2 separate regions of the Homo sapiens genome follow, and region 1 is linked to region 2. A link is a contact called in ENCODE Hi-C or POLR2A ChIA-PET data. All regions are on one chromosome and are shown on one strand. Each heading gives the region's core, a stretch centred on a gene start or an enhancer-like site at or near the end of the contact. The rest is flanking DNA. Distances are from core to core; before and after follow the strand shown.

Region 1 (5,825 bases), core at 1,150-3,649, 100 kb before region 2:
CATATGTATATATCCTTTAGCATATATATGTATATATACACATATATAGTTTATATATACATACATGTGTGTGTATATGCAGGTATATCTTGTTTTATTGTGCTTTACTTTATTGCCCCTCAGATGTTACTTTTTTGTAAACTGAAGGTTTGTAGCAACCCTACATTGAGCAAGTCTCCTGGTTTTATTTTTCCAACAGCGTGTTTTCACTTTGTGTCTCTGTCACATTTTAATAATTCTTGCAATATTCCAAACTTTTTATTATCATATCTGTTATGGTGATCTGTGATCAGTGATCTTTGATGTTACTATTGTAATTGTTTTGGGGCAACACGAACCATGTCCATATTAAGATGACAAGCCTAATCAATGACATGTTTGTTCTGACTGCTCCACTGACTAGCCATTCCCCCATCTCTCTCCTTCTCCTTGGGCCTCCCTATTCCCTGAGACACAACAATATTGAAAGTAGGCCATTTAATAAGCCTATGATGGTCTCTGAGTGTCCTAGTGAAAGGAAGAGTCACATGTCTCTCACTTTAAACCAAAAGCTAGAAATGATTGTGAGGAAGGCTAGACTTCTTGCACCAGTTCAGCCAAGTTGTGAATGTAAAACAAAAACAAAAACAAAAACAAAACAGAAAAGCCAAAAAACTTCTTGAAGAAAATTAAGACTGCTACTCCAGTGAACATACAAATGTTGAGAAAGCAAAACAGTCTGATTGCTAATATGGAGAATGTTTTAGTGGTCTGGATAAAGGATCAAACCAGCCACAGCATTCCCTTAAGCCAAAGCCTAATCCAGGACAAGGCCCTCACTCCCTTTGATTCAATGAAGCCTGGGAGAGGTAAGGAAGCTGCAGAAGAAAAGCTTGAAGCTAAAAGTTTGGTTCATGAGGTTTAAGGAAAGAAGCCATCTCCATCACATAAAAGTGCAAGGTAAACAGCAAGTGCCGTTGCAGAAGCAGCAGCAAGTTATCCAGAAGATCTAGCTGAGATAATTGATGAAGGTGGCCAAACTAAACAACACATTTTCAATGTAGACAAGATAGCCTTTTATTGGAAGAAGATGCCATCTAGGACTTTCATATTTAGAGAGGAGAAGTCAACGCATGGTTTGACATCTTCAAAGCACAGGCCAATTCTCTTGTTAGGGGCTAATGAAGCTGGTGACTTTTAAGTTGAAGCCAACAATCATTGACTATTCTGAAAATCCTGGGGCCCTTACGAATTATGCTAAATCAAGCAAGATGGGTGACTAGAGATGCCTGGTGCTCATCTCCCCTACAAGAAAGAATTGAGGCAAGAAATACACATCTAAGATTTGATTAGAATATCAAAGGGATAGTCCTGGAGTGCAGCAAAGGAGTGGAGACACACCTGTGGTGACTGGAAGTTGCCACAGCATGGAAGCACTCAGCCTGTGCAGCCCCTTCTGCCCCATCTGGATTGAATTGGCCCAGAGACAGGAGAGACTTCTCATTGCAGGGTGAAGGTAGGCAGAAGATCCCTGTCACCCCACTGCCATCACAAACACAAAGTCTTTACAACAGGAGAATCTCACAGTCTTTGCAAGCCCTCAGGCCAGTTTGGAGTATTGCCAAGAATTGACACAGCTGCATGTCCTGGACTAGGAGTACAAGGTGAAGACTTCCCACCCCCAGAGACTTAAGCTGCAGCAGCACAGCACCATCTTGAGACCAGAGTCATCTCTTGAGTGTGCCCTCCTCTGGGGGCAGTAGCCACTGTGCCTCTCCAGCACTGGAGCTTTATCTTCAGTACACCAAGCCCACATGGGTGGGTTAAAGCCACAATCCCAGCTGTGTGGAGGTTGGTCCCAGGACTGGCTGTAACTCAAGTAATGCATGCAGGGAAATCAACCCCCACCACCACACTTCCAGACAGAGGAATAATCTGCAGTCCCATCCAGGGTAAATTCACTCTTAAGACAGCCAAACCACTACATGCCCTCTCCCAAGTGGGAGAGGCCCCTAAGCCTCTGAGCAGCTGATACACCCCCAGGTCAACAGAGTGACTATGAGCCCATGCTCAGGACCTGAGAAACAGCCTTGCAGGCCCCATCCACCACAGACATGCTCCTGGCCTGCCCAGGAGCCCTCTGCCTTTAATAAGGGCCTGAGAAACAGTCCCACAGGCTGCCCCCAGCAGGCACACCACCGAGTGGGCCTTGCACCTGTCTCTCAGACCTGAGAGACAAGCAGCTGTGTATGCCCAAGTCTCAGGGCCAAGAAACAACCCTGGGAGCTTACTCTGGCCAGCAGACTGTCAGGCCAGCTAAGCAGCCACATACCTATGTCCCAGCTTGAGGAACAGCCCTTTAGGCCACCCCCGACAGAAACACTCCCAGGCCAACTAAGCAGCTGTGCGACCTTGCATGAGCCTGAGAAATAGTCCTGTATCCATTCCCAGCAGATGCACCTCCAGACCAGCCAATCAGCCATGAATGTCCATGTCCTGGACCTAAGAAAGAGCTCCATGGGCTACTCCCAGAAGACATGCCCTTAGGCCAGCCGAGCAGCCTCGTGTCCACATCCTGGCTCATAGAAGCAGTCCCCTGGGCTTCCCCTGGCAGGCACCACCCAGGCCAGCTGAGCAGCAGTGTGCCCACATCCTGAGCTAGAATAGCTCTATGGACTACCCCCAGCAGACACACATCCGGGACAGCTGAGAAGTCATTTGACTGTATCCCAGGCCTGAGAAACCCCCTTCTTGGCCAGCCCTGGCAAAGATATTTTCAGTCCAGCTTAGCAGCTATGCAGCTATATATTTGGCCCATGAGTTTCCCCCCAGCAGACTGGCCACAGGCCAGATGAGCAGCTGTGTACCCACATACCAGGTATGGGAAACAGCCCTTCAGGCCACTCCTGGAGTGCATTCTTCCAGGCCAGGCAAACAGCTGTGTGCCTGCATCCTGGGCCTGAGAAACTGTCCTGCAAAGCACATCTGGCAGTCATGCCCTGGTTGAGCAGCTGCATCCCCATGCTCCTGGCTAGAGTGACAGCACCATGGCCAGCCGCATAAAGCCATACTCCAAGTTTTCTGACCCACTGTGTGCCTGCACACACCCCTACCCTGCGAAACAGCCCAGTGAGCCCACCCCTGGCAAGGCTGCACCACCATCACTACAAACTTCCTTAACCTAGGCCACTGAGTAACTTGCAAATGTTACTAGTGTGGATCACAGCTGAATAAACTACATGGAGACTACACTTACTGCATCCATGTAGAACCAAGGCCAGTATACCCCAATGAACAGACATCCAAGACCCATTCATACAAATAAATTCATACAAGTAAACCTACTCCATAAAATTGGAAAAGGTGACTTTTTCACCAGATGCATAGAAATCAATTTAGAAACACAGCAACCGTGAAAATGCAAGAAAACATGTCACCTACAAAGGGAAATAGTAATTATCCAGTAATAGAACCCAATCATAAACATATGAAATGGCAGAAAAAAGAATAATCTTAAGGAAACTCAGTGAGATGTAAGGTAATACAGATAGACAAGTCAATGAAATCAGGAAAACATGATTTGAAAGAGAAATTTACTAAAGATACAGATATCATAAAAATAACCAAACAGAAGCCCTAAGAGCTAAACAGTTCAATGGATGAAATGAAAAAATACAATCAATGGCTTTACAGACAAGAATAAGCAGAAGAAATAATTTCTGAACTTGAAGACAAGTCTTTTGAAATAACAGGCAGGCAAAAAAGGATAAAAAAGAATGAAAAAAGCCTACAGGATTTATGGGACACCATTAATTTGATCAAATATTCATATTATGGGCATTCCAGAAGGAAAAGTGTAGAGAAAATATGAGGAAAACATATTTAATAAAATAGCATGAAACTTCCTAACTCTTGAGAGAAAGCTAGACATCTAGTTCCAGGAAGATCAAAGAACCCCAGATACATTCAACCCAGACATTATAGTCAAATTGTGAAAAATCAAAGACAAAGATATTTTAAAATAGCAAGAGAAAAGTAACACACTTATAATGGAATCCCCATTAGACTAACAGCTGATTTCCCAGCAGAAACCTTAGGCTAGAAGAGAATGGGATGATATATTCGAAGTTCTGAAAGAAAAAAAATCTTTCGGCCAAGAATATTATACCCAGCACAGCTATCCGTTACAAATGAAGACATAAAATCTGTCACAGATAAACAAAAACCAAGATAATTCATCACCACTAGACCAGCGTTACAAGAAATGCCCAAGGGAGTTTTACATCTGGAAGTAAAAAGATGATAACCACCATCATGAAAACATGCAAAACTTTAAAAGTCACTGTTAGAGTCAATACATAAAGGAGAAAGAGAAAGGAATGAAACCTTATCACTACAGAAAACTACCCAACTTCAAAAGTAAACAGGAAGAAAGGAATAAAACATATACAAAACAACCAGAAAACAATAAAACGTTGGAAGTAACTCCTCACCTACCAATAATAACTTTGAATGTTAATAGATTAAATACCCCATGAAGGATATAGACTTACTGAGTGGATTAAAAAATAAGATCCAACTATATTTTATCTAAAAGAAACTCACTTTACTGGTAAAGAAACACATAGACTGATAATGAAGGGATGGAAAAAGATATTCTGTGCAAATGGAAGCCAAAAGTGAGCAGGAATAGCTATACTTGTATCAGACAAAACAGAGTTCAAGTTAAAAACCATAAAAATTGACAAACAAGATTATTATGTAATAATAAAGGATTCAGTTCAGCAAGAAATATAATTGTAATATGTGTATAATTGTAAATATGTATGCACTCAAACACCAGATCACCTAGATATATAAAGCGAATATTACTGGATCTAAAGAGGGAGATAGACCCCATTACAATAAGAGTTGGGCACTTCGTATCCCACTCTCAGCATTGGACAAATCATCTAGACAGAAAATCAACAAAGAAACATCAGACTTAAACTCCACCATAGACCAAATGGACATAAATAACAAACATATACAGAACATCTCACCTAACAGCTGCAGAATACACATTCTTTTCTTCAGCACATGAAACATTATCCAAGATAGACCGTATGTTAGGCTACAAAACAAGTCTCAACAAATTCTATCAGGTATCTCATCTTACCACGATGAAATAAAACTAGACATTCATAACAAGAGGAACATTCAAAACTATACAGACATATGGAAATTAAACAACATGCCCTTGAGTTACAATGAGTGAAGAAAGAAATTAAGAATGAAATTTAAGAATTCCTTGAAACAAATGTAACTAGAAACACAATATACCAAAACGGGACAGAGCAGAAGCAGTTATTAAGAAGTATGTTTTTAGCTTCAACCATGTCCCTACAAAGGACATGAACTCATCATTTTTTCAGCAAACTATCGCAAGGACAAAACACCAAACATCACATGTTCTCACTCATAGGTGGGAATTGAACAATGAGAACACTTGGACACAGGAAGGGGGACATCACACACTGGGGCCTGTTGTTGAGTAGGGGGAGGGGGGAGGGATAGCATTAGGAGATAAAACTAATGTAAATGACGAGTTAATGGGCGCAGCACACCAACATGGCACATGTATACATATGTAACAAACCTGCACATTGTGCACATGTACCCTAGAACTTAAAGTATAAAAAAAAAAAGAAGTATGTTTTTAGCAATAAATGCCTGGATCAAAAAAACTAGAAAACTTTCAAATAAACCACTGAACAATTCTACCTCAAGAAACTAGAATATTAAGAACCAACCAACCCCCAAATTATTAAAAGGAAATAAATAATGAAGACCAAACAGAAATAAAC
Region 2 (5,397 bases), core at 243-2,742:
GAGACAAGGTTTCACCATATTGGCCAGGCTGGTCTGTAACTCCTGGCCTTAAATGAGCCACCCGACCTCACAAAGTGCTGGGATTACAGGCGTGAGCCACCGTGCCCGGCAGATTTTAAAAGAATCTTGGCTGGGCGTGGTGGCTCACGCCTGTAATCCCAGCACTTTGGGAGGCCGAGGCAGGCGGATCACAAGGTCAGGAGATCAAGACCATCCTGGCTAACGCGGTGAAACCCCGTCTCTACTAAAAATACAAAAAATTAGCTGGGCATGGTGGCGGGCGCCTGTAGTCCCAGCTACTCGGGAGGCTGAGGCAGGAGAATGGCGTGAACCCGGGAGGCGGAGCTTGCAGTGAGCCGAGATCGCGCCACTGCACTCCAGCCTGGGCAACTTTGAGACAAAGAGCGAGACTTTGTCTCAAAAAGAAAAAAGAGAAAAAAAAAAAAGGATCTCCCTCACCCCTGAATTGATAGAATGGATCAGAGGGCAAGGCTGGAACAAGGGAGAGGGGTTAGCAGAACTCTGCAATAATCCTGTGCAAATACTGGACCAGGGTGGTAGCACTGGAGGAGGAGTGGCAGACATCTGAGTCTAGATCTATTTTGCAGGTAGAGCCAACAGGATCTCCTGCCTGCCTTATTGGGTAGCGGGCAGAAGGGGGGCATTCATTCACAGCTGACTCCGAGTTCTGGCCTGGGGACTGGAAGGATGGAATTGTCAACAGCTGATGGAGGCAAAGCTGAGAGGGAGCAGGTTTTTGTGTGTGGAAGTGGGGTTGGCTCAGCTCAGACACGCTGACTTTGAGATGCCTGCTGGAGCTCCAAGGAAGAGGTGTTGGGTAGACAGTTCAGGCGAGGAGTCTGGAGACATAAATACATTTGGGGATCTTGAGCACATCAATGCCAGAACTTAATTGCATTTTATCTTGTTCAGTTAACCTAGGTGATGTCTGGACCGGCAAACAGAAATGGACTAGGCGGCTTGAACCCTATCTGAAGACTTTTGCTAGTTCGGCAGCCTAGAGCCAGACGGGGCAAGAAAGAATCGCTGCTAAGCGGAGTGGGAAAAAAAGGCCTCTTTCAGTGCTTTGCCATTTCATCTGGCCTAATTGCACACAACACTCGGTCCACGTTCATTCCACAATTCCACACGCATCCTTCACTCAACAAATAGCCATTGTATTTCGTTTCATCTTCAAAACAGGCTCAAATGGAGGAAATTAGGGTTAAAAGAAGTGAAGCACCAGCGAGGGTCAGGGGCAGAGATCGCAGCCCAGAAAGCTCTCGCGGTTGGGGGCCGGTCGTAGCTGGTTTTGTGAGTGGCAAGAGAACCCGGGTCGCGCCCCAACCCGCGGGGCGGCGGGCTGGGGTTCGGGGCGGCGGGCTGGGGTTCGGGGCGCGGCCCCTTTAAGGCCCAGGCAGTGATCTCAGCCGCGTCCGCCGCCCCGCCCTCCCCGGCGGCGAGCCCAGAGCGCATGCGCGCCGCGGCTGCACTCCACTGGGCCCGGGACGCGCCGGCGGCGGCGGAGACTCCGGGGCTGCGGCGCCGCCCGCCCCGCCCGCAGAGTCCGGCTGCCGCGCATCGTCCGCAGACGCCGCCACCGCCATGGGCTCCTGAGGTATCCCGCCTGGCCGGCCTCGCCCGGGAGCCCCAAGGGGGAGCTGCGACTCCCGAGCGCGGGGGGCTGCTTGTTTCGGAGAGGCCCGCGCGAGGGACGCCCGGCTTCGGCCGCCGGCTCCCGGGCGGGGAGGGCACTACGGAGGCCGGTGCGGCCGCGGAGGGAGGGGGCATCCGTCTCCCCACCCGTGCCTCCTCTCCGCCCCGCGAGGTCGCCCGTGGGTGTGCCCGCTCCCTTTCCACGCCAACGTGGCGGGGGCAGCTCCTGGAGTGTAATCGGACCTGTCCGGGGGGCGGCCCCGGGAGAGGGAGGCGGATGGACCAAGGCGCTTTGCAAGAGGGATTGTGTGCTCCCGGGTGGGTGTGCTGGCGACTGGCACGGCCGAGTGAGTGGGGGAGGCGTCCGTGCCCTGTGCGGGTGGCAGTGACCTGGGAGGGTGGTCGGCGGGGGGCTTTCGGGGCTGCGTCGTGAGTGGAGGGTGTACACGCCCGCCACACAGGTCCGCAGGTTTGGAAGGGGATCGACTGGGACCTGGGGCTCGAAAGATGTTTGCCCCCAAAGGGACCGTGGAGACTGGTTTTGGGTGTCTGTATCCTTCCCGTGAATTGTACATTTCCTCCTGGGCACACCCTTGGTACCTCGCTTGGATCCACTTACCTCCAGTGCTGGGTGGCTCCAGGCCAAGGCAAGGCAGTTATGCTGGGGGTTGGGCATGGATTCCCAATACATATCCCCTCTGGAGGTGTTGTATAAGGCCAGACGTTTTACTCCTCCCTCCTTTCCAGGGCATTTTGGGGCAAAGCAGGTATTTGCATGCCTGATACCTGTGGTGAGGTGAAGGCCATGTATTATTTATCTGACTGCTGGTGCTTTTGTAAGGAAAGAAGCAGCAATCTGTGCCCTGGAGGCCCTGCGCTGCAGAGTCAGCCAGGCAAACAAGCTCACCTGCACCTGCAGAGGCAGCGCAGGTCTCAGAGGTGTGACTTCGTTGACAGGTTATGCCTACAGTGTCCCTTTCCATCTACCTATTTAGCTTCCTTGGTAGAACCCCTAGGCTCTGCACCTCTGAACCTTGCCTAGGGTGCTGTGCGTATCAGAGTTGGGACCTGGGACGCTGGGGTGGGAGAGCCCCAGCAGCCAGGTATGTGTGCCCACCTGGACAGAAACATTTGATGCCCAAGCCATCAAGGAGCTCTCAAGCATGGGGGAATCAGATTTGGAAACAGGTGATCACGATGATGTGAAAAATACCAAACAAAGGAGTAGAAGGAGTACAGAGGCAGGTTCAGTTCCCGGGGAGGGGGATCGTGGCCGCAGGAAAGACTCCCTCATAAGGAGACGGTTGAGCTGAAGCCTGAAGGATGACTGACGTTCATCTGAGGCTTTTCTGCTTTCCACATATATTTTCCTGTGTAATTTGCACAGCAGCTGTGTGAGTAAGGAACAGTTGTCCCTATTTGCAGATGCGGTAAACTGAGGCCCAGAGGGAATTCATGACGTTCTTCTCCACGATACGTGGCAAGCCTGGATGGAATCATCCTTTAACCAGGACCTCTCTCTTGCTGCCAGATCTTGTCTTGCAACTTACTGAGCATCTACTATGTGCCAGGCACTATGCTGGGGCATAGCGGTCTGATGATCAATGGGACCTGGTGCCTGCCTTCTAGGGGCTCCCAGTGCTGGGAAGATGGACACTGATTTAGTGACCCCAATCTGGATACGAGGCTCCAATAGCTAATGTGGGTGGAGAAGGCGCTGTGAATTCCCCCAAAGCATTTGTGCAGTCGTTGGGATTCTGGATGTCTTATTTGTTGCACCCACGGTGGTGGTGGGTTATTCAAAGAGCCCCTTCTGAATTTCTCCAACCAAGTAGAAAGAAGAGCTTCGAGGCAGAAGGGTGAATGAGCCACTTGTCCTAGTTCTTTCCTATTGGCCGAGTTCTGTGAGCAGGGGCTTCTGTCCGGAGGCTGTTTGCTCCCTCTCTGTCTTAGAGGTTTTGCTCCTGGTCTCTGGCTGGCCTGCCCAGTCCCTCACCCTGAGAAGGGCTCAGAGCTATTTCCAGTCCCTGCTGTGCTCATTTTCTCTCTGTAAATTCCCTGGAGTGGAAACAGCCCCGGCAAGGCAGGGTACAGCTTTTTATTGTTTTGAAAACGAGTCACAGCTCTGGGCCTTTAGACTGGGGATCTGGTGTGGGAGTTCTGGAAGGCCAATAGCTGGGCCCCTGGGAGAGCTCTGTGTGGGGTCTGCACCAGGCCCTGCAGCCCCGGGTAGTAAGCACTCACCGAAGACCATGCTGCCCTGCACTGTGCTGGGGCAGCCCTCTAAAAGGTGGTTGGCAGAGGGAGCCCAATGTGTAACAAATATGTGCAAGACAGTGCCCTACTTGTGGTGGAAACAGAGGGCCCTAAAGGGGCCCAGAGGACAATAGGAACAACAGTCCGTTTATTGAGCACTTACTGTGTGCCAGGCACAGTTCAAAGCGCTTTCATGAATTACTGTATTTAATTTTCCTACCACCCAGTGTGGTGGGGGCTGTCACTGTCTGCATTTTGTAGGGGAGGCAGCAGAGAGTGGAACAGCTGAGTTTTGAACCAGTAGGTCTGACCTCAGAGCCCATGCTCCTCCCCCATAACCCTGGGGTGCTGGAAGTCGTCTTGGCCCTGAAGGACGAGGGGTGCTCCACCTATGAAGGAGAAGGAGGGCGTTCCAGGTAGAGGGAACTCCGGGCAGATGTGGAGGTCTGAGCTGCCTCACCTCTCAGACGCAGAGGCTTGAACTGCCTGTGACTGTGTTGGGTCTGTGTCCTGAAGACCTTTGGAGGCCCCGCCAAGGAGTTTGAACTTGATCCTGATGTCAACAGGGAGGCCTTGAAAGTTTCTGGAAGGATGTGACATGCTCAGCCATGTGTTATGGGGCAGTATTACCATCCCTTCTCATCCCTCCTTCATTCCTGCAGAGAACTTCTGGAAGACCAGGCCTTTGTTCCGTTGGCTTTCCTACAGCCCCTGGCATCGCTTTTAGACCCCGCCGCCTTTCTCTTGTTGTCTTCTAGCAGCTTTTGGTCTTGAAGACCCTGTGTGACTCAGGGCAGGTTCTGGAGCCCACTGTTGTAACGGTGTCTGCCCCACTGCTGACCCCTTGCCTGCTGGGAACTGGCTTCTCTGAGCTGGAACTTTTTTTGTTTTTTGAGATGGAGTCTCGCTCTGTTGCCCAGCTTGGCATGCAGTGGTGCTATCGTAGCTTGCTGCAGCTTCTACCTCCTGGGCCCAGGAGATCCTTCCACCTTGGCCTTCTAAAGCGCTGAGATTATAGGTGTGAACCACCATGCCTGGTCAGCTGGAACTTTTTTTTCTTTTAAGACAGAGTCTTAGGCTGGGCGTGGTGGCTCATGCCTGTAATCCAAGCTTTGGGAGGCTGAGGTGGGCAGGTCGCCTGAGGTCAGGAATTTGAGACCAGCCTGGCCAACACAGTGAAACCCAGTCTCTACTAAAAAAAATTTGCCAGGCATGGTGGCACACACCTATAATCCCAGCTACTTGGGAGGCTAAGGCAGGAGAATTGCTTTAATCCGGGAGGCGGAGGTTACAGTGAGCTGAGATAGTGCCACTACACTCCAGTCTGGTGGGTGATAGAACAAGACTCCGTCTTAAAAAGAAATGGTCACTAGGAGCACGGGAGGAGGAGGGAGAGAGGGAGGTAATGCGCTGAGCAGTTCTGGTGACCCAGAGAGAGAATTGGGAGATGCAATTTAAATCTGTGCGCTTATTAGCCCTGTGGCC

The links. Hi-C counts contacts between places; a loop is a spot of excess contacts on that map. ChIA-PET counts read pairs that join two places held with the same protein, here RNA polymerase II (POLR2A). Pooled maps may share reads with other maps.
Region 1: a loop to region 2 is called in a pooled map, with 2.2 times the contacts of the local background. The contact joins the enhancer-like site here to the promoter of TMEM184B in region 2. A Hi-C loop is called at or near these places in 2 of 50 pooled maps. POLR2A ChIA-PET finds 5 or more read pairs at or near these places in 3 of 52 experiments (MCF 10A, Panc1 and activated B cell).

What each region holds. Positions count from the first base shown.
Region 1 is chr22:38,371,130-38,376,954 of GRCh38, reverse strand. All of the region lies in intron 3 of TPTEP2-CSNK1E (TPTEP2-CSNK1E readthrough), which reads left to right. It also overlaps the pseudogene TPTEP2. Among named protein-coding and RNA genes, the nearest start is that of TPTEP2-CSNK1E, 25 kb to the left of the region's middle. Within about 2 kb of position 2,399, at least 6 of the 41 ENCODE cell types and tissues checked have a DNase peak (open chromatin) inside an H3K27ac peak, as active enhancers do.
Region 2 is chr22:38,269,105-38,274,501 of GRCh38, reverse strand. TMEM184B (transmembrane protein 184B) reads left to right here and starts at 1,492. Exons shown (of 9, transcript NM_012264.5): 1 at 1,492-1,618. RefSeq lists a silencer at 1,340-1,969 and an enhancer at 2,032-2,741.